2 separate regions of the Homo sapiens genome follow, and region 1 is linked to region 2. Evidence: chromatin loops called from intact Hi-C (ENCODE). Cell type or tissue: MCF 10A. All regions are shown on one strand. Each heading gives the region's core, and the rest is flanking DNA. Links, peaks and the distances in the headings are about the cores only.

Region 1 (10,952 bases), core at 2,866-7,865, 1.5 Mb after region 2:
CCATTAGATTTTTAAGAGACTAAAGATGTGGCACATTTGTTATACTGCAAAATACTCTAAAACCATTGTTATTATTTAAGATACATGGGTCTTCAAACTCAAAGCTCAGCATCCTAGTAAGTCAGAGGAAACTTAAAAAATACAGTTGTATTTCTATACTCAAGGTAGGGATTGGCAACTTTTTCTGTAAAGGGTCAGACAGTAAATATTTTAGGCTTTGTGGGCTATATGGTCTCTACCACAACTCCTCAACTCTGCTGTTGTTGCAGGAAGTAGCAATAGGTGATACATATATGAGTAGGTATGGCTGAGTTCTAATAAAACTTTATTTGTAACATAGACAGCAGGCCAGACTTGACCTATGAGCTGTAGTTGGCTAACACTTTTTTATGAATACTGGGCACATTAGCATATTGAATATGCATATGTGTCTGTATATGTGAGTGGGGATATATACACATATATTAGTATGCAAAATCTCCATTTGCCCATCCCCCTGGTTATGGCAGTTTCTTGGGCACGTGATCAGTGCAGTCACACATGTGCTGTTCAGAAGGGTCCTTACACTTGCAGTTTAATACTCTGTGGTCAATGTCTTGAAATTATTAGCAATTGTATCTTAGAATTGTGTTTTTTTTTTTTTGTTTTGTTTGTTTTGTTTTTATCCAAGACAGGGTTTCGCTCTTGTTGCCCAGGCTGGAGTGCAGTGGCGTGATCTCGGCTCACCACAACGTCCGCCTCCTGGGTTCAAGCAATTCTCCTGCCTCACCCTCCTGAGTAGCTGGGATTACAGGCATGTGCCATCATGTCCGGCTAATTTTTTTTTTTTTTTTTTGTATTTTTAGTAGAGACGGGGTTTCTCCATATTGGTCAGGCTGGTCTCAAACTCCCGACCTCAGGTGATCCGCCACCTCGGCCTCCCAAAGCGCTGGGATTACAGGCGTGAGCCACCACGCCCGGCTAGAATTGTGTTTTGTAGGTGTACTCTGATGGAACAATGGAGACTGAACTCCTGTATGTGGTCTCATCTTTCCACTGCCTCACTGCAGCCCTACGCAGTTCTCAGAAATATACTCCTCTCCAGCTTCCTCTATCCCGCCCTGCCCTGCTGCTGGGGTGGGTCCCTCCACCTAGGGTGGGACCAGGGCACTGGGGGAGGTGCGTATGTCACTGGGGGAGGTGTGTGTTCTCCTGTGTCTTTTGCCCCTGGCAGAATCCTGAATGTGTGTTTAGAGAGGATTGAGTCAAGTGTGCCCATCCCTGCCATCTTAGAGCTGGACAGGGAGGTAAGAATTCCCGCCCCAGGCCGGGCGCGGTGGCTCATGCCTGTAATCCCAGCACTTTGGGAGGCCGAGGCCGGCGGATCAAGAGGTCAGGAGATCGAGACCATCCTGGCTAACACGGCGAAACCCCGTCTCTACTAAAAATACAAAAAAAAAAAAAAAAAAAAATTAGCCGGGCGTGGTCGTGGGCGCCTGTGGTCCCAGCTACTCGGGAGGCTGAGGCGGGAGAATGGCATGAACCCGGGAGGCGGAGCTTGCAGTGAGCCGAGATCGCGCCACTGCACTCCAGCCTGGGCGACAGAGGGAGACTCCGTCCTAAAAAAAAAAAAAAAAGAAAAAAAAAAAAAATGCATGTCCAGCCTGGGTTGGTGAGGGAGGAGGGGCAAGGAGAGAGAGACTGAAGAAGAAAGGAAAATGTTTTATATTTTAGTTCTTTTTAATATCACTTCTTTCCTGCTTTCTGAACAAAAGGGTCCTGTATTTTCACTTTGCACTGGGCCCTAATCAAAGGTTAGCGGCTATAAAGAATCGTCTTCTCAGATTAATTTACCAAAAGGGAAGTTGACAAAAAAACTCTATTTCTGCATCACTCATTTCAGGTCAGCTCATCCTTGTCATGTTAGGGCCTCCTGCAACATGTCCAAATCTTAAATACAAGGCTGTGAAATTAATGCTGAATTTGGGGTTTCGGATGCGAGGAAGCTCCTTTTGGGATATGATTATCAGGAATGCTGCGTGGTAGCCATTTCCTTCACATACTTTGCTGTAGGATTAATTTATACCTCTTTAGAATGACAATGAGGCATTTTATAAAAATAAAGCATAATCAAAACATTATGTACAAAATTTAACAGACAACAACAAAGAAAGATGAAATTTTACTAAGAGTTCTGTTTATTTCCTATTAAAAAGGGTAACACCAGAAAATTGGACATACAAAAACATACTTGTTCTCCTAATTTGAATAAACCAACTGTAAAATCAACATTTTTGAGACAAAGAAATGTGAATATAGGCTGGGTGTTATTTGATATTAAAGAAGTATTGTTAACATTGTTAGGTATGATAATGACATAGTATGTAAAAATATCCTTCATAGATCCACATGGGTATTTATGAGTAAAATAACATAAGGTCTGAGATCCATTTAAAATACTTCTGCAAAAGAAGAAAAAGAGGTAGAGGAAGAAGACAGAAGAAGATGAAGATGAGAAGGTGGAGCAGAAAAAACATGACAAAGAAGATGAAGGTGACGATGAGGACAGAAGTAGAGAGAAAAAAGTGAGATAGATGGAATAGGATTGAGGAGGAGGACTGGCAAAATGATGAGTGATGGAATAGGATTGAGGAAGGGGACTGGCAAAATGATGAGTGATGGAATAGGACTGAGGAAGAGGACGGGCAAAATGATGAGTGTAGGTGATGGAAATGTGAGGACTCATTACAATATTCCCTATACCCTCATACATGTTTTTAAATTCCCCTGATCGAGTGTGTGTGTGTGTATAACCATTGCCTAAAAAAATTTCTCATAAAAATCAAAGAGCATATTTCACATTCTCCTCCATACCAAATGCCTCTTTTTCTGGTGCAAGAAGCATCCTCTGAGGCTGACAGGAATTCTCTAAGCTGAAGAGATACAAAGGAGTTGATGGGAAGGATAATCCGCCCATCGGTTCCTGACACAATATAAAGAAGAAAAGAAGAAAGTGGGTGGAAGCGACTGCCATTGTTACTCTCCTAACCTTTCCTTCTAATTATGCCAGAGCCAAGGCTCAGGTCACAAGGAAAATTATTTTGGTGGTTAACCATTTGCCCTATTTTGTATACATCAAAAAAGCTGTTGTTCTCACACATTCCAATCTCACAGTTTCCCACCCACTTTAAAAATGTATCAAGTGGTCAGATGAACTAAAATATGAATAAAATGACTATATTATGAAGAACACCTTGTTTGCAAACCTACAGATAGCCTGCTTGTGATGCTGAATTGTAAGATACACAACACTTAAACATTTAATCTACTTTATATTATTGTAGGTATTTCAGATAAATGCTCAACATGCCCCGCTTTTAAAAGTTAAATGTAAATTTCTCTCTTGAGTGCAGATGGTGGCCAAGCAAAGTAGTTCTTTGGTCTCACAGACAGAAGGTCAGGTCATGGCTGAAAGACCAAAGAACAATTGCTGCTTTGCTACTCCAAATCATCCATGGAATGAGACACCACGACTTCTTTTCTGAAACTGTCTGTTCAATACAAAACAGTTAAAAAGAGTACCTATAAGATTTCCTCACATTCCGTCTGGGAAAAAAAAATGGTAACAAGCACATCACTTCACAACACATCACAAACATCTTGTAACTGTTCAGAGGTTTTATTCCTAAAGCTGTGACCTCCTAAAAAGGCACATCTCTATCTAAAAACATACCACTAAACGTCATTATGAAAACTACTATTGTTTCACTATTATCAGAAAACGTTTACAAATGAAAACTGCTCCTTGTAAATCCTGCAACTTTAGCCTCCATACCATCACGGATTAATTAAAATGAGATTTAATACTGCAAATACTTCTAATATTGCAAATGCTTCTAAACAAGTTATTCCTTTACAAGTGATATTATACTCCTATTGTCCCTGATCTTTTTTCCTCTAGAAAATTATAATGGAATTTTAAATAACTGAGACTCTTTCCTGATGTATTTTTGCAGTTAGTCCAAAATATTATGCTGTCAGAATGCTGTAGAATAATACGAAAGGCCAAAAGTATGCCAATATATTGATTCCTTTTTAAAAAATTACAATATATCAGGAAAGAAAAGTTATCTGTGATAAACTTAGTAGACCTAGGCCTTCAGTCCCTGACAGAAAGCATTTTCCATTCCACTATCAGGCACGCCCCCAACTGGATGCAATAAAATGTTTCATTATTTGTACATGTTAATAATTAAAAGTCTTCTGAAAATGTAAAACCCATTACAACACCAAATATAGTGGTACAAAAGCAGAATTTTACTTTGGTTGCCAGGATTTTAATTTAGTACTAAGGATTTCAGTTATGACTTGAAAAGCTTTTTGTTCTAGTCTTCATTATCACTTTCATTTTCAATACTTTTCCCAATTGTCTTTGCATCATTTGTTGTAAAGACTTCATTGGCTCAAAAGAGAAAATATGTTGGAAAATATGATGAAAAACCTCGAACTAGAAACATATTTGAAAAAAAACTTATTTGGAGCGACCTACTTCTAAATTCTAAAACAATTATTTTAAAATATTGACACTAAGAACCCAGTCTTACTATTTTAATTGAATAAACAACCTGCTTTCATTGAATACAAAGAATGAAAACCTTCAAGGTCCTGTACTGTAACATAAAAATAGAAAATCAAAAGTCAGCCTATTAGAACTGCCTCTCTAAAAACTTTATCCATGTTGTCAACTAAAATTGGAGTTATCTACTTCATCTCAATAAAGATATAACATAAAACATCTGTTCAAACTGAAATTAAAGTACGCAGCTTTTATCCACTAACATTTCTAATGTCACTGTATTTAGGCTTCATGAACAAACGTATTCATGGTTATCTTAGTTAAAACTGGTTTCACTCTGCCAACAATCAATTTGATTGACATATTTACATATCAACTCATCTCATCTTACGAATTTTAAACTTTTTCATTTAAAATTGGATTCAAGTTGGCATCTTTCAAGAACTTTATGTATGTATATTTTAGGTTCAAACTGTGCATTAGAACATTTCTTTTTACTTTTGTAAGTAATAGATACACATATCCAAATGTATATTTATGACCTGTCAGATTGGAATTTTATATGCATGCTGTTGTATTCTCACCATTCATGTGAAAGGTGATAATTTTAGGCAACTATAAAAGAAATTTTCCTAACAGTGTAAACTGGATCATCCCATTAGTTAGAAACAATACAAATAAATAAATTAGGAATAAAACAACATCAACTTGAGAAAGAATGTTACTCATATCTATAATTGCTGCAATTATGCTGTGTCCTCTCTTACCTGATCTTTAATTTCAAGATCCCTGTTAGTTTTTGCTCTGAACTCTCTGTGCTCCTTTTCTGCCTCATCCTTCTCCATGTTGGTTTTATTCAGCTGATAGCGCATTTCTCCACACACCTGTTAGATTGTAAAAAACTGGATGATTACCTGCTGGAATCTACCAGGCAATGCCTGCAATTAGATCTTTTGGTGCCCCCTAGAGGTCATATAGATAAAATACAACAAAACTTTTCTAAGAATGCCATTTTCTATTAGACTATTCAACGTAGCTTGTTAAGATTCAGAAGCAACACCAGGGATTATTGATTCTAACAACTTGAAATTACAGATAAATAAATGCATAACTAAGGAATTTAAGTAATGTGCCCAAGATTATTTTATATAACAGTTTCAATTGCATATTATCAACCAAAATGCACTATCATCTAACCTTTAAATAGGTAAAGTTAGTAGTTAAAATGTTAAGCTATGTTATTATTCATTCACATTGATACAGTTAAATATTCACTCTATATTACAAAGTTTTCTTTTAAAGACTTCATCAGTTATGCTCTTTAAAAGGAAATGTATAAAGGAATTTTTGTCTGCTGATAGATATACTATTGATATCTAGGTCTGTAATATCCAGTATTGACTGCAAGGTTTGCAGATGTCATCTTATCATACACAATATGAGGTATTCAAGTTAAGGAAGATTTTCTGGCAAAAGCCATAGACTGGAACTAAGCACACTATGCACTTATGACTGTAACATTCAATATAAAAGGAAAATATGCATTTAAATGAAATAATTGTAATACGGCACCAATAATGAACACACATAGTATCTTAAAAGTGTTGTGTATCATCCTCTATACTTAACACTAAGAACTTTGTTTTATTTATTTTTTCGAATCTAGGACTGCTACAGAAATGGAAATATATTTGAAAAGTGTAATTAGCAGATAAATCTAAACAAGCAAATTATGGGCCTTTTGAGAGAACTGAGAACCTATAGAAAGTTCAATTAATGTACAAGTCAGCTAAGTTGGCTTCTAATTTACAAATATATGGCTCTTAATATATTATCTCACCGTTATGCTTTCTTGGAACTTTTCAAGTATTTGGTATTTCTCCAAAAATAATGATTTTGGAAACTTTAGAAATCAGTTTCATCATTACTGAGGTATTAGAATAGACTAAGGTATAAAACCTATATGCATTTAAGCTGGGTATGGTAGCGCATGCCTGTAGTCCCAGTTCCTCTGGAGGCTGAGGCAGAAGGATGGCTTCAGCCCAGGAGCTCAGGACTGCAGTGTACTGTGGTAGTGTCTGTGAATAGCTACTGCACTCCAGCCTGCACAATACAACAAGATCCTGTCTCCAAACAAACAAAACAGAACCTTAAAAGTAATTTTAAAAATAAATTAATCTATGTTTAAAAGCTATAGTGACAAGACAGAAGAAAAAGTCAACAGGCTTCTCCCTAGTAGCCCTCAGAAAGCTAGAACAATAATGAAGTTATTAAAAATTCTATTGGAAGTTCAAATGCCTTCAATGTGAGAGAGTTTATTCCTCCGATTTCAAAAATTATAAATTTATAAAAACTATTAATTTTAAACCTAAATAAAAATTACAAATTCAGAGTGACAGGAAAAAAATGAGGAGCCATACTTTATTTTCTTTCTCAATTGTTCACTATTAATATTTATGTCTATGAATAAAATGGAATAAAACCCCGAACTGATAACATCAGAAGATAATAATTATACAACCATGATGTTTAAAACCCAACACCAATACAAGCTGGTTATGTAAAAACTGTTTAAGCAGCAGGTCTTATTTAAAATTATTTTATCCCTTCATTTCACTCCTACAGTTCCCTGCTTTACTACTTTCAGTTCAGCATTTGCTATGTTTATCCACAGCACTCAAATTCTATTTCAAATAAATTAACACATTAAATTGAACCAGAACTATGTTATCTCCACGTTGGAAGCAACTTCAAGGCGATTTAGTCTAATCGCTCTTCTGATGTATATGTCCTTTCAGCTAGTTCTTGAGACAGAGAACTCTCTCTCTGCTGTACTGATTTCAACAGAAAGCTGCCTCTCTATTATCAACTGAAAACTGTCTTATCATAGCTTTCACCTATAAATCTAGGTTAAGTATTCCCATCCTTCTGAACTAATTCCTTCACTTCCACCCTATCTCCACACAAAAATTTGAGCTTCTTAAACTTCTACATTAGCTAATAGGAATTTTTAAAAGCAAATGGAGAATTATAGAAACTCAAGAAAAAGGGTAAAATGGCTCCCTTTCCTAATACATGTTAAAATTAATTTTAATTACTGAATTATAGAGCAACAATGGCATTACAAATATGTCAAAATTTAGGAAAATCCATTGAAGAATAAAAGGTAATATGCAAAGAGTATTTTAAGCAAATTATCTGTGTTTTTAGTGGTAAAAAATAAATTGATTTTATTAGTTTCTTAGTTTTAAAGCAATTAACTATTGAAATCTAGATGGACTTCTAGTATTTCTTACAATATGTATCTTAATCATTGCCAGTAAAGACCATTAAACATTTTAGTTCTTGATTCACGAACCAGTGATGCCCATAGCACAGACAATGTAGTATTTTAAAGTATAAATTTAAGCACCAATAAGATCATGTAGTATTAGAATCTTTATTTTAATGACCAAGTCTGAAAAGGAAAAGGAAGTGGAAGATTTTTTATGTCAAGCACACCTTTTAAGTTGTCAATATATGTCTTTGGCAATTATTGTAAACACCAACCTTATGCTATCTACGGCAAAAACAAAGCACTCTTAATTAATTTAGAAAAATGAGGTTTATCAAATATTCAATAATTAAAGTAATATAACTCTTATTTATTTGTAAGTCTGTCTCTGCCACTTAACCCTTAAGCTCTTCAAGGCCATGACTGGTGTCTAATTCATCCTTGCACATGCAATACCCACTGAGGGGCTGCATGTAGTAACTGAATGTTTGCTGAGTAACCATTAGGTGGCCTTTTATTATTCTTGAAATCACAAAACTTTTCTACTCCAAACTTCCTCCTGATAACAGTAAGAGTTTTGTACATTAGGAAAACATTTTTCAAAGGAAATATTTCCTTAAGTAACGATTACACTAAAATCTCTTTCTGTACCTTTGTGACATCCATTTCCCGAGAAGCCAGCTGGCTTTGAATTTCCTCCAGTTGATTAATAGCTGAAATCTTTTCCTTTGTAACCTTTTCCACCTGGGCCTCCAGTTGGGCAATATTCTGAGACAAGATCAACATCTGTAAGGGAAAATAAAAGTCCTAAACAATAATGTCATTTGACAAATCAAATACTAAAACTTTCTTGAATTAATAGCGTCTCAGCATAGTCACTGGGCTCTGTGAGCCATTTCTCTGTGGATTGGGTATGTTCATTTTTCTCCTTCCTCTATTCACCTATGCCCAGTGAACTGAAATATGTACTTCTCTCCTATTCATTCCCCTGATCTCTAACCTCATTTTGAAAAATGTATAACAAGATGATAAAGTCAAGGTTTTGGTTGAAACCCTAAAGTGACAGTTATCAAACACCCAATTAAGTTATGAAACAGAGTGCCATAAATAAATTCAGAGGAGATACAGAAGCATACAACTCTTAAACCCTTCTTCCACATGGAAGGTATAAAAGGACTGATGGGGAGAGTTAAGGAGGAAGTTCTTTAGAGAGAGCAACTGGTCTGCTATGGCTCCCACTACCCTTCCCGCAAACCAACAAAGAAGAGGCTCTGTGCAGTGCCCTTTGTTGGTAAAACCCCAACCGCCCCCCTATTATCTAGTTCTCCCTCATTTCTCATGTAGGTTTCAGCTCAGCCATTATCTCCTCTCCTCTAGGAAGTCTTCCTTGACTCCAGTTCCCAGCACAAAATAGGTGACCCTTCCCACGTTCAGGGTTGATATTCAGCTTGTGTGCACTGAGACAGTCATGCCTGTTGTTTGTAGCCTGTGTCCACTCTCACTGTTTCCCACACTGTAAAGATTAATATTTTGAATATCACTATGGCATGTGCTCCTACAATCTCAGTATATATACCTCCATCACACCACAACCTCTGTGTACCTCAACCACAGTACTCATCCCACTGTTTTTAGTTGTCTGTTTCCTCATTAGAGTAGAAGTTCCTCAAGAGGTACCAAATATTTGATGAATGAGTAAATACTTAGAATAAATGGCTTTCCAATGGACTCTATGGGTATTAGGTTCTCAGTTTTTCTTCTCAAGATTAGAAATGCTTTCTAGATCTTAGATTTATCCTTTATAGTTTCTGGTTTCCAATTATGTTTTGTTCTTTTCCAGGAAGTCACTCTTCTAGGCTCTTAATGTCATACTGTACTGGCAGTTTTTAAAATGTAGAAGCAGCAGAACATATAGGAATACCTATCAATTTTTATCTGTTAAAACAAGAACTGGTGACACATTTTAAATAATGATGCTTGAAACTTACCATTGTATGCTGACATGGGTGTGAATTCAGTTTTATAACTTAAATCAATTACTAAAATTCTATGATAAAAATCAACATTGAACCAAAGTTTTAGTAAATTAAGAACCTGACATCAATAAAACGAAGATAGGTGTCTGCCTTCGAACTACAGAACTAGTTAAAGTTGACCCTATGAAAATAATTTAGGCAGATATATTAATTAACTTTCTGAAGGTAGTGGAGAATTTCATATTTGACTTATGGTTTTTTACACATCCCTATCATCAAAGGATTGTCTACAAATCTAATTTTCACATACAATTAGCTTTACTAATAACAAACTAAAAAATATTCTTGGGCACATTACAATATAAAACTAAGGTTGAAAAGAAGTTAAATATAACATCAAAAATATCAATTTCATTTCAATTTAAAATTTCGAGTTCATGAGCATATATATTATGAATGTGTAATTATAGCTTTTCTGGAACCATATGACAGGAACAAACTTTAATTACCAGCTACTAAAAATCATATTTTACTTATTTATGTGGACATACATAACTGATGGTAAACAACATTGTATGGTTTTTGAAGTAAATATACCGACATTTATTTTGCTAATTATAAATTCTAGTCCATTTCTCTTCTAAGGCATGTCACAAATCTCTCCCCTTCCTTAGGATTCCTCCCTCTGCCACCCATCATTCCCTTCCTCTGCCCACTAGCTGTCTGCTCCCTCCTGCCGCCCACCCCACTTTCTGAGGTCCTCTGCCCACTAGCTGTCTGCTCCCTCCTGCCGCCCACCCCACTTTCTGAGGTCCTCTGCCCACTAGCTGTCTGCTCCCTCCTGCCGCCCACCCCACTTTCTGAGGTCTCCCCTCCTGTTGTCACACCTTCTTTTCCTCCCCACCCACCATCTGGAAGTCAACATTACACGGCAGGAGCTTCTCCATCCACATCTGTTGCAGAGCCAGAAGTAACACAGACACAGCTGCAACACTGCTGGATGTCCAGGACGTTGACATCAGGTGAGTCCTTTAAACTTTGACAGGGGCAAGGAAGAGACAAGGACACCCAGGTTGGGAGAGGCTGATAGAAATTTCTGCAGAGCAGTCCCTAGTGTATTGAACCTGGTATGAAGCTGTACTCCCTA
Region 2 (10,952 bases), core at 2,039-7,038:
ATAACTCAAATAAATTGAAGCTTATCTTAAAAGAGGATAAAACTACGGTATTTTCAGTGTATACCCTGTATGTACACATCACATGTTGGACCCGACTTTCCAAATACGATTCGCCAGCATTGGCACTCACATATGTAGCTCATGATCAAAGGGCGATGAATAATGTTGCTTCATCCCGAGACTCAGGTGGCGTTACTGAAGCATTTAGCATCCCCCTTTCATCAGTGCCAGTGCCGCAGATGCTGCGGGCAACAAATTGTGCGCCCTAGTGGTCCACACGAGTATTTCTCATTACAATATTAATTGTAAAGTGTAAAAACCAAGTTACAAAAACCCACCGCGTTTTTATGTTGCTGGGGGAAGATTCCACAAATTTCTGCCATCTACTTTCTTTATACTCTTTTAAAGCTTTTTTTTTTTGGAAAATAAAACATAAATACAGAAAATCATACAAAAATGAATGTATAGCGTAATGAAGGCAAACACCCTTGTAACTACCATCCAGGTCAAGGAATAGAACTTTGCAAGCCACTGAGAAGACCATCCACGGGCCCCACCCCTATCACGTCCCAACCACCACCGCCGCCAAGAAACCACGAAGACAATCACTTGGTCGTGTTTCTTTATAGTGAACACCTGGGACTCTATGGTTGTCCAGTTAAAAAAGTCGTGGCTGGGCGTGGTGGCTCATGCCTGTAATCTCAACACTTTGGGAGGCTGAGGCAGAGGTGGGAGACCAGCCTGAGCACCATAACAAGACCCCATCTCTATTTTTTGAAAATTAGTTATGATTTTAAGTCTCCGAAGCTACAAGTTTCCCCTCTCTTTCTTATTCTGACAATTTATCTGTTGAAAAACCTGAATCCTTTGACCTGTGAAATTTCCCACAATCTGGATGTTGCTGATGAAGTATTCTCGGTGGAATTCAATGTGTTCTGGATTTCCTACGATGTAGCAGCTGGATCCCAAGGTATGATGAGACTTAGGTTCAGACTCTATGGCAAGACTAAGTCACTACTGGATCTTGAATCAGGAAGCACAAAACGCAGGTCAACTCTGTTGCTATGTTAATAGTCATGGATGCCTGATGCCTAAAGCCATTAATCCACTGACAATTACAAAATTGTAATACTCTAATTCTACCGCTTTTTTTTTCATTTGTTAGTTGCAATACCTTTTTTTTTTTTTTTTTTTTTGAGATGGAGTCTCGCTCTGTTGCTAGGCTGGATTGCAGTGGCATGATCTCAGCTCACTGCACCTCCAACTCCTGGGTTCAAGCGATTCTCCTGCCTCAGCCTCCCGAGTACCTGGGACTACAGGTGTGTGCCACCAAACCTGGCTAATTTTTGTATTTTTAGTAGAGACGGGGTTTCACCATGTTGGCTAGGATGGTTTCGATCTCCTGACCTCGTGATCCACCCACCTCAGCCTCCCAAAGTGCTGGGATTACAAGCTTGAGCCAACGCGCCCGCCGGTCTATTAGTTGCAATACTTTCATAAAGAGATGCCTCCTCTCATCTACCATTAGGTTACCCAGTGGTACAATCCATGTAGGAAAGTTGGGAAAAGTACTAGATTCTTTTCTCTCGTAAGTTTTCTAAGATAAGGAATGGGTCCCCCACCCTCCTCTCCCGGGAAGAGAATTGGTTCCCTAGCATCCTCCAAATGTGATGATTAAAAATGTTTGAATATAATTAAGAACTTAGGGATTTAAACATATTTGATCATTTTCAGTCCCTTGGAATTATTGAAGCATAAATTGTGTCATCTTCAGTAAGTGGATGCCTTTTCCAACTGGCTCCTGAATCCTTCTTACATGGCCCTAGTAGTCTTCGGTAGTTTTGTTGCTATCTGATGTGACTAGATGATATGACAAAGGTCAAAATGTATATTTTCTGCCCCAAACTGGGAATCAGTCATTTCTTCATGAAGCATTTGTTTCTTTTAGTGGGAAATGGTATTTGAAGACGGTACTCTGGGCATAAAGATGCTGGCTGCTACTGTGCTGGTCGTTGCTTTGCTTTTGGGCCTTCTCAGTGAAGATTTTGCATATATAGACACATGAAGAGAATAGAATAGAAAATACCTCATGCATTCACACTGATACTTTACATTCAGATTCAGAACAGCAAGGAATTTTACCTAACCTCTACATCTTGAGAATCCTGTATACACATTCTTCCACGTTGAAAATATGATTCTCAAAACCAAAATCTAGAATGGAATCAGAATACCTCATCTTGCGCATTTGATGTGTCCGCATTACTCATAACAGTGTCGGAGCTGCAATACTAATATTACCATCACTAATATAATTACTAAAAAGGTTTTTTAAAAAGCTTTTTTTCTGTGTGCTTGCTCACACATTTTTAAATGTGTGTGCTTGCTCACACATTTTTAAATGTGTGTGCTTGTTTTTTTGTTTTTTGTTTTTTTTGAGAGGGGGTCTCGCTCTGTCGCCCAGGCTGGAGTGCAGTGGTGCCATCTCGGCTCACCGCAACCTCTGTCTCCTGGGTTCAAGCGATCCTCCCACCTCAGCCTCCCGAGTAGCTGGGATTACAGGCATGCACCACCACACCGGTTAATTTTTGGATTTTTAGTAGAGACATGGTTTCACCATGCTGGCTAGGCTGATCTCAAACTCCTGACTTCAAGGTGATCCACCCACCTCGGCCTCCCAAAGTGCTGGGATTACAGGTGTGAGCCACCACACCCAGCCTTTAAATGTATTTGTAAATGTTCTTGTCCCATTTTTAAAAATGGCAGTACTCAGCTGGGTGCAGTGGCTTACACATGTAATCCCAGGACTTTGGGAGGCTGAGGTGGGTGGACTGCTTGAGTGCAGGAATTTGAGACCAGCTGGATAACATAATGGCATTCCATCTTAAAAAAAAAATTGCCGGGCATGGTGGCATGCACTTGTAGTCCCAGCTACTTGGGAGGCTGAGGTGGGAGGATTGTTTGAGCCTGGAAGGTTGAGGCTACAGTGAACTGTGATTGTGCCACTGCACTCCAGCCTTGGTGACAAAGTGAGACCTTGTCTGAAAAATATTAAATGAAAAGTGAAAAAATGGCACTACTATACACTATCAGAGCATGTGGTCATTACAAAGTATACTCACTCCCTTTTAACTCTTAGTCTTAATTCCACAAGTAACTACACATTTAATAGTTACCGCTAGTTTTTATTTTGATGTCTGAATAGAGCAAAAGTTCTATTCAGGTCAGGTTCATTTTCTTTGTAAAAAGAGGAGGGAAAAACAAGACCAGTTGTGCCCATGTTGAGACGGTTTACACATAGTAGATAACAATGGCATTGTATGATGCTACTTAATACATTTCTTGAGCTCTTTTGCACATATATGTTGGAGAATTTCACATTGATGACCCACCATCCCATCTTTGTGGTTGCTGTTAATGGTGGTTAGGACAGTAGGGAAAAAGGTCTACTTTCTCCCTTCTGTTACGCTAGACCAGTTTCTCAACCTCAGCACTTTTGGCATGTGGGGCCGGATAATTCTTTGTGGTGGGGGTGCTGTCTGTGCCTTGTAGGATGTGTAGCAGCGTCCCTGGACTCTACTCACTAGATGCCAGTAGCACTCTTCCCCCTAGTCGTGACAACCAAAAATATCTCCAGACATTTCTAAATGTCCCCTGGGGACAAAATTGCCCCTGGCTGAGAACCCTGCACCCGGTTGCTGTTTTGACGCTCATAGATTGGACACGTTGCAGTTTTAAGCAGTTATCCCTGAGTAAAAGGGACTATTACAAGGTTCAAAGTCCAGACTAATGCGCTCTCATCTTCAAGCAATATTAACATTCCTTGACAGGAAATTTGTAGCAGAGAGCTAACTTTGTAACAGTTTTCTTTTTTTTTTTTTTTTGAGATGGAGTCTTGCTCTGTCATCCAGGCTGGAGTGCAGTGGCGCGATCTCGGCTCACTGCAACCTCGGCCTCCTGGGTTCAAATGATTCTCCTGCCTCAGCCTCCGAGTAGCTGGGATTACAGGCTCGCACCACCATGCCTGGCTAATTTTTGTATTTTTAGTAGAGACAGGGTTTCATCATGTTGGCCAGGCTGGTCTCGAACTCTTGACCTCAACTGATCCGGCTGCCTTGGCCTCCCAAAGTGCTGGTATTACAGGGATGAGCCACTGTGTCCTGCCAACGATGATCTTTATTATAATAATAGCTAATAGTATAATAATTAACGTAGTATAACATATTCACGCAATTCACAAAACAGTTTTCACTTATACTATTTATTGAACTAAGTGGGGATTCTTAAATCTTCCTACTCTAAAGATGAGAAAGCCAAAGCCCAAAGCAGTGAAGTGTCTTGCACAAGGTCAGCATAACAGTAAGCAGCAGAGTGAACGACAGGTTCTTGATCAGGCTCTCATCTTCATTAACTGTGTCTTGGATTATTGTCTGTCCTTAATGCACAAGAATAGACACACACACATGCAAGTTCATGCAGACAACCTTTTTCTTGTTGTTGCTAACCTTTTAGAATGGCTCTTACAATTTCCATGTAATTACATTTTATTCCAACAATAAGCCAGGAATCCACCATTAAGGGAGGTTCACGATGTTATTGCATATCCTACCACCAGGTGTCGCCATCGTATACTCACACGTGTTTCTTCCATTGGTGAATTCCTAATTCACTACATGCTCCAAGGAGTGATCAGCTAATTTATTTATTTTTTGGAGACAGGGTCTCGCTATGTTGCCCATGCTGGAGTGCAGTGGGTATTCACAGGTGTGACCACAGCGCACTACAGCCTTGAACTCCTCGGCTCAACAGATCCTCCTGCCTCGGCCATCCTGGTAGCTGGGACTACAGGTGTGCACCACTGTGGCCAGCCAGCTGATTTTAAGTAAGTGTATCCTACAGCAGGAAACAGTCCAAAGAGAAGAATGAGGATTAAAAGGTGAAGAGGACCAGGTGCAGTGACTTATGCCTGTAATCCCAGAACTTTGGGAGGCCAAGGCAGGTGGATCACATGAGCAGGAGTTCAAGACCAGCCTGGCCAACATGGTGAAACCTCATCTCTACAGTCTAAGAGCAATGTCTAGGCCAGGCGCGGTGGCTCGTGTCTGTAATCCCAGAACTTTGGGAGGCTGAGGCGGGTGGATCACGTGGTTAAGAGATCGAGACCATGCTGGCCAACATGGTGAAACCCCGTCTCTACTAAAAATACAAAAATTAGCTGAGTGTGGTGGCACACGCCTGTAGTCCCAGCTACTCGGGAGGCTGAGGCAGGAGAATCACTTGAACGCGGGAGGGGGAGGTTGCAGTGAGCTGAGATTGCACCACTGCACTCCAGCCTGGGGACAGAGCAAGACTCCATCTCAAAAAAAAAAAAAAAAAAAAGAGCACTGTCTAACCCTTTGAATGTGAGGACATTTTTGCTTCTCTATGGTGGCGGATATCTTGAAAATTATAATTATGCATGGACCTTTTTTTTTTTTTTTTTGGAGACAGAGTCTCACTCTGTCGCCCAGTCTGGAGTAGAGTGGGGTGATCTCGGCTCACTCTAGCCTCCGCCTCCCAGGTTCCAGCAATCTTCCCACCTCAGCCTCCTGAGTAGCTGGGACTACAGGCATGTACCACCATGCCCAGCTAATTTTCATATTTATTTTTTAGTAGAGACAGGGTTTCTCCATGTTGGCCAGGCTGGTCTTGAACTCCTGACCTCAGGTGATCCACCTGCCTCGGCCTCCCAAAGTGCTGGGATTATGCGTGAGCCACTGCACCCAGCAGCATTAGTGTATTTTATGTGTGGCTCAAGACAATTCTTCTTCTTCCAATGTGGCCCAGGGAAGCCAAAATGCTGGACACCTGTGGAAGGCATCTTAGCATCAAGGCCAAATGACTTTTCAGATAGTAAGGGCTGTGCTGCAGGCTCTGAGATGGAGTTTGATGGGCAGGATGTTTATTAAGGAGTGCCCTTGCGATCAGCACCTATAGAAGAGAGGAGGCAGAAACAGGAGAGGGCAGAGGGAGAAGCTAAGCTGTGATGTTGGCCAATGACAGCCTTGGCCAACCCCCGAGGAGCTCTGCCACAAATATGGCCCTTCAGAGTCTTCTTGAGTTGGGCTGAGATGGCTAGACCTTTATACTTCTGCATTTATGGGCAGTGGCTGTAGGCCACCCTAGACAAGGTGTGAATATCTGAAAGTGAATATTGAGGGCCGGGTGCAGTGGCTCACGGGGATCATGCAGCGCACGTCTGTAATCCCAGCACTTTGAGAGGCCAAGGTGAGAGGATTGCTTGAGGCCGGGAGTTTGAGACCAGCCTGGGGAACATAGCAAGACACTGTCTTTACAAAAAAAATTTAAAAATTAGCCAGGTGTGATGGCAGGTGCCCATAGTCCCAGCTACTTGGGAGGCTGAGGCAGAAGAATCCCTTGAGCTAAGGAAGTTGAGGTTGCAGTGGGCTATGATGGCCTCATTGCGCTCCAGTCTGGGTAACAGAGTGAGACCCTGTCTCAAAAAAAGAAAAAAAAAAGGAAGTGAATATTGAAATATTAATACTAAATCAAAATGGCATGCTTTGAGTATTACTGACTTTTTAAAATTTTTTATTTTTTTTGAGATGGAGTCTCGCTCTGTCACCCAGCCTGGAGTGCAGTGGTGCGATCTTGGCTCACTGCAACCTCTGCCTCCCAGGTTCAAGCAATTCTCTTGTCTCAGCCTCCTGAGTAGCTGGGATTACAGGCATGTGCCACCATGCCCAGCTAATGTTTGTATTTTTAGTAGAGACGGGGTTTCACCAAGTTGGTCAGGCTGATCTTTAACTCCTGACCTCAGGTGATCCACCCATCTCGGCCTCCCAAAGTGATGGGATTACAGGAATGAGTCACCGTGCCTGGCCCACATTTTTATGCTAGTAAGAGAGAAGAGTGATCACAGAATCATTGATCAGTCACAGTTCGTGGAGGCCATAAACATAAATAACATGGAAGTAGGCTCTTTGGCCTTCCAAAGGTCAAGACTAAACCAAGCCCAGTTAGCAGACTGGGGCCAAATGCTGAAACTAAAGTCCGATTTCCATGCATATCTAACCATTTGACCGGAAATCCCATCTCTAGGAGTTGATTCTAACTGGTGGACATATGGTGACCGTGTCCAGCATCCATCCTTCCCTTGGGGAATTTTCACCTTGGGCTGGCAGAACCCAGAGTTCCATGGTTCTCAAGCAGCTGGGACGACAAATCCTCCTTTGAAGGGTGGTCAGGTGGGGGCATCACAGTGTTGCCCATTGGATACAAGAAGTTGTCATCATCGCGGGAAGGGAGCTATGTGGGTGGATTGGAGTGACAGCAACAGAGGGTCGGGGAAAAGAAGGGGCACCACAGGGGAAGGGGTTGGGTGTGGAGGGACGGGAGGAGGGCGAGGGCAGGGTGTGTGAGAGGAGGCTACGGAAGAGGAACAGTCACGTTCTCATTCTGTCTCCCTCCTGTCTTGCTCATTCATGTGGAGGGCGGAGGGTGAACTGAGTTGGGAAGAAGGAGGGAAGAGGGGGAAATTGTCACACAGTTTGTCTCTAAGGCTGTCATGTCCTCAATGGCTCCAGCTGTTGCTACCCCTCGATGAAATCTGACTTTGTCACTGGCTAGTCACCAGAAACCAGACCTCCAGGTGGCTCCCTGGCTTCTCCCCTGCCTCCCCAGTTCCCATCTCTCGCTGCTCAACACCATGAGTAAATGCTATCGTGTTTTGTTGCATCTTCCCCACTTGAGTTGATTGTATTGAATCAGTCACGTCTTGGAGCTCGTACTGATCTTAGAAGTAGCCATGGTTTCTGCTGTGTTGTTTTAGGTTGTACATAGTCATATATACCCCTCTTGGGGCTCAAAGATAAAGGTACACGTTGGAGAAAGTGAAAATGAACTGTAAGCATTTATTGCTGTTTTGAAAAGAACTTGTTTGTTTTAAAATTTGTTGTGAAGATAATATAGGCCGGGTGCAGTGGCTCATGCCTGTAATCCCAGCACTTTGGGAGGCTGAGGTGGGGAGTCACCTGAGGCCAGGAGATCGAGACCAGCCTGGCTAACACGGTGAAACCCCGTCTCTACTAAAAATACAAAAATCAGATGGGTGCGGTGGCAGGCGCCTGAAATCCCAACTACTGGGAAGGCTGAGGCAGGAGAATCGCTTGAACCCGGGAGGCGGAGCTTGCAGTGGGCCAAGATCGTGCCGCTGCACTCCAGCCTGGACAACAGAGCAAGACTCTGTCTCAAAAAACAAAAACAAAAACAAAAACAAAAACAAATACAAAAAAAACAACCTTCTTAGCTTTACAAGATTATCTGAAAGTGACCGGCCAGGCACGGTGGCTCACGCCTGTAATCCCAGCACTTTGGGAGGCAGAGGCGGGTGGATCACGAGGTCAGGAAATCGAGACCATCCTGGCCAACATGGTGAAACCCCGTCTCTACTAAAAATACAAAAAATTAGCCGGGCGCGGTGGCGGGCGCCTGTAGTCCCAGCTACTTGGGAGGCTGAGGCAGGAGAATGGCGTGAACCCGGGAGGCGGAGCTTGCAGTGAGCCAAGATGGCGCCACTGCACTCCAGCCTGGGCGACAGAGCGAGACTCCGTCTCAAAAAAAAAAAAAAAAAAAAAAAAAGATGTCTTTGGTGAATAGATATTATTAATTTTAATATTGTCATATCTATTAATCTTTTTTTTTAATAGTTGTATTATTTACACCTTAAGAAATCCTTCCCTGGCCAGACGTGGTGGCTCATGCTTATAATCCCAGCACTTTGGGAAGCTGAGGTAGGAGATTGCTGGAGCCCAGGAGTTCAAGACCAGCCTGGGCAACATAGTGAGACTCTGTCTGTTTAAATTCCCACTTTGACTTCATTCACTCACCAATCATCGATGCTGGTCACATTGAGAAGAGGGCTTCTATTGTAGTTGTACTTACTTTAAAAGAGATCCTGGCTGGGTGCCGTGGCTCACGCCTGTAATCCAGTACTTTGGGAGGCCAAGGCAGGCAGATAACCTGAGGTCTGGAGTTCAAGACCAGCCTTATTAGGTTAGAATATCAAATTAGCCATTAGATATTAAAACCTATTAGCCATATTAGGTTAGAATATCAAATATTCTAACCTAAAACATAAAGTGAATATTGTTTTTGCTGATCTCTGAATGCAAGGCCAAGGTCTTCTCTTTGAGTATGGATCAGTTGAGTGGAATTCTGTGTCCTTTCTTGTGTAAACACACTGATAATTCATCATGGACAGTATCCAGTCTTGGTTACGTAAGTGGAACAAGAATTTAGACAGATGCTAAACAATCTGAGTGCCAAATCCTTTTAGGTTATCACAATTTTTTCTTTTTTAATTTTTTTTATCAAGATGGTGTCTCATTCTGTTGACCAGGCTGGAGTACAGTGGCACCATCTCGGTTCACTGCAACCTCCCCTTCCAGGGTTCAAGAGATTCTCCTCTCTCAGCCTCCTGAATAGCTGGGATTACAGGCGCCCGCCACCATGCTCGGCTAATTTTTGTATTTTTAGTAGAGAAGGGGTTTCACCATGTTGGCCAGGCTGGTCTCGAACTCCTGACCTCAGGTGATCTGCCCACCTCGGCCTCCCAAAGTGCTGGGATTACAGGTGTGAGCCACTACGCCCGGCCTATTTGTGTTTTTGATTATACTTTTTGAGTGAATGTGAACTGATATCTCATGGTGGTTTTAATTTGCATTTTCCTAATGGGGCATTTTTCAGTATCTTTTTTTTAAGATGGAGTCTCATTATGTTGTCCAGGCTGATCTCAAATTCCCAGGCTCAAGCGATCCTCCCACCTCAGCTTCCTGAGTAGCTGAGATTGCAGGTGCACCACTGTGGCCGCTGCGCGTCTTTTCATGTGCTTATTGGCCGCTTGTATATTTCTTTGGAGAAATGTCTCTTCAGATTTTTGACTACTTTAAGATTCTGCTATTTGTCTTTCTCTTTTTTTTCAGGTCTGGTGAACAGAAAGTAGTATTATTTTTCTTTTTGAGTTGTAATAGTTCTTTATGTTTTGGATACAAGTCCTTTATCAGCTATATGATGTGCCAATATATTCTCCCAGTCTGTGGACTGGCTTTTTCACTTTCTTTTTAATTTATTTTAATATATTTTTTATTTTTTTTGAGACAGGGTCTCTCTCTGTTGTCCAGGCTGGAGTGCAGTGTCACGATCATAGCTCACCGCAGCCTTGACCTCCAGGGCTCAAGTCATCCTCCCCTGCCTCAGCTTCCAGTGTAGCTGGGACCATAGGTGCATGACATCACGCTCTGCTGCTTTTTGTATTTTTTTGGAAGAGATAGGGTTTCACCATGTGGCCCAGGCTGGTCTTGAACTCCTGGGCTCCAGCAATCCACCCACTTTGGCCTCCCAAAGTGTTGGCATTACAGGCATGAGTCACCCCACCCAGTCTTTTATTTTTAATTTTTGAGTCAGAGTCTTGCTCTGTTACCCAGGCTGGAGTGCAGTGGCTCCATCATGGCCCACTGCAGCCTTAACCTCCTGGTCTCAAGCAATCCTCCTGCCTTGACCTCCGGAAGAGCTGGGATTACTTGAGCATTGTAATGAGCCACTGTGCCCAGCCATTTTCACTTTCTTGATGGCATCTTTTGAAGCAGAAAAGTTTCTAACTTTGATGAAGTCCAATTTATCTACTGTTTTCTTTGTCACTTGTGCTTTTGGTGTCATAGCTAAGAAGGCTTTGCCCAACCTAAAGGCATGAAGATTTCTCCTGTGTTTTCTCCTATAAGTTTTGTAGGTTGTGCTTTTATATTTAGGCCTATGATCCATTTGGAGTTTTTTGTGTATGGTGTAAGGAAGAGGACGTCCAGTTGTCTTTGTACAATTTGTTGAAAGGATTATTCTTTCCCATTGAAAGGTCTTAGCACTCTTGTCAAAAAACAATTGACCATAGAAGTGAGGAT

Evidence for each region. Hi-C counts contacts between places; a loop is a spot of excess contacts. Peaks named below come from ENCODE experiments on the same cell type or tissue, not always from the same donor. Only the 100,000 strongest peaks of a DNase experiment are listed, where the experiment ranks them.
Region 1: it touches region 2 in a loop (33-fold over the local background); 5 of 110 quality-filtered maps call a loop at or near these places.

The regions. Positions count from the first base shown.
Region 1 is chr1:243,338,702-243,349,653 of GRCh38, reverse strand. SDCCAG8 (SHH signaling and ciliogenesis regulator SDCCAG8) reads right to left here. Exons shown (of 18, transcript NM_006642.5): 11 at 8,481-8,615; 12 at 5,323-5,439. It overlaps MIR4677 (microRNA 4677), which reads right to left and starts at 3,478; the gene lies at 3,399-3,478. In MCF 10A, for the core only: a CTCF peak has its summit at 5,504 (motif pointing left); a DNase peak (open chromatin) is centred at 5,493.
Region 2 is chr1:244,790,669-244,801,620 of GRCh38, reverse strand. All of the region lies in intron 1 of LOC107985372 (a long non-coding RNA gene), which reads left to right. Among named protein-coding and RNA genes, the nearest start is that of COX20, 40 kb to the left of the region's middle. In MCF 10A, for the core only: a CTCF peak has its summit at 4,633 (motif pointing right); a DNase peak (open chromatin) is centred at 4,620.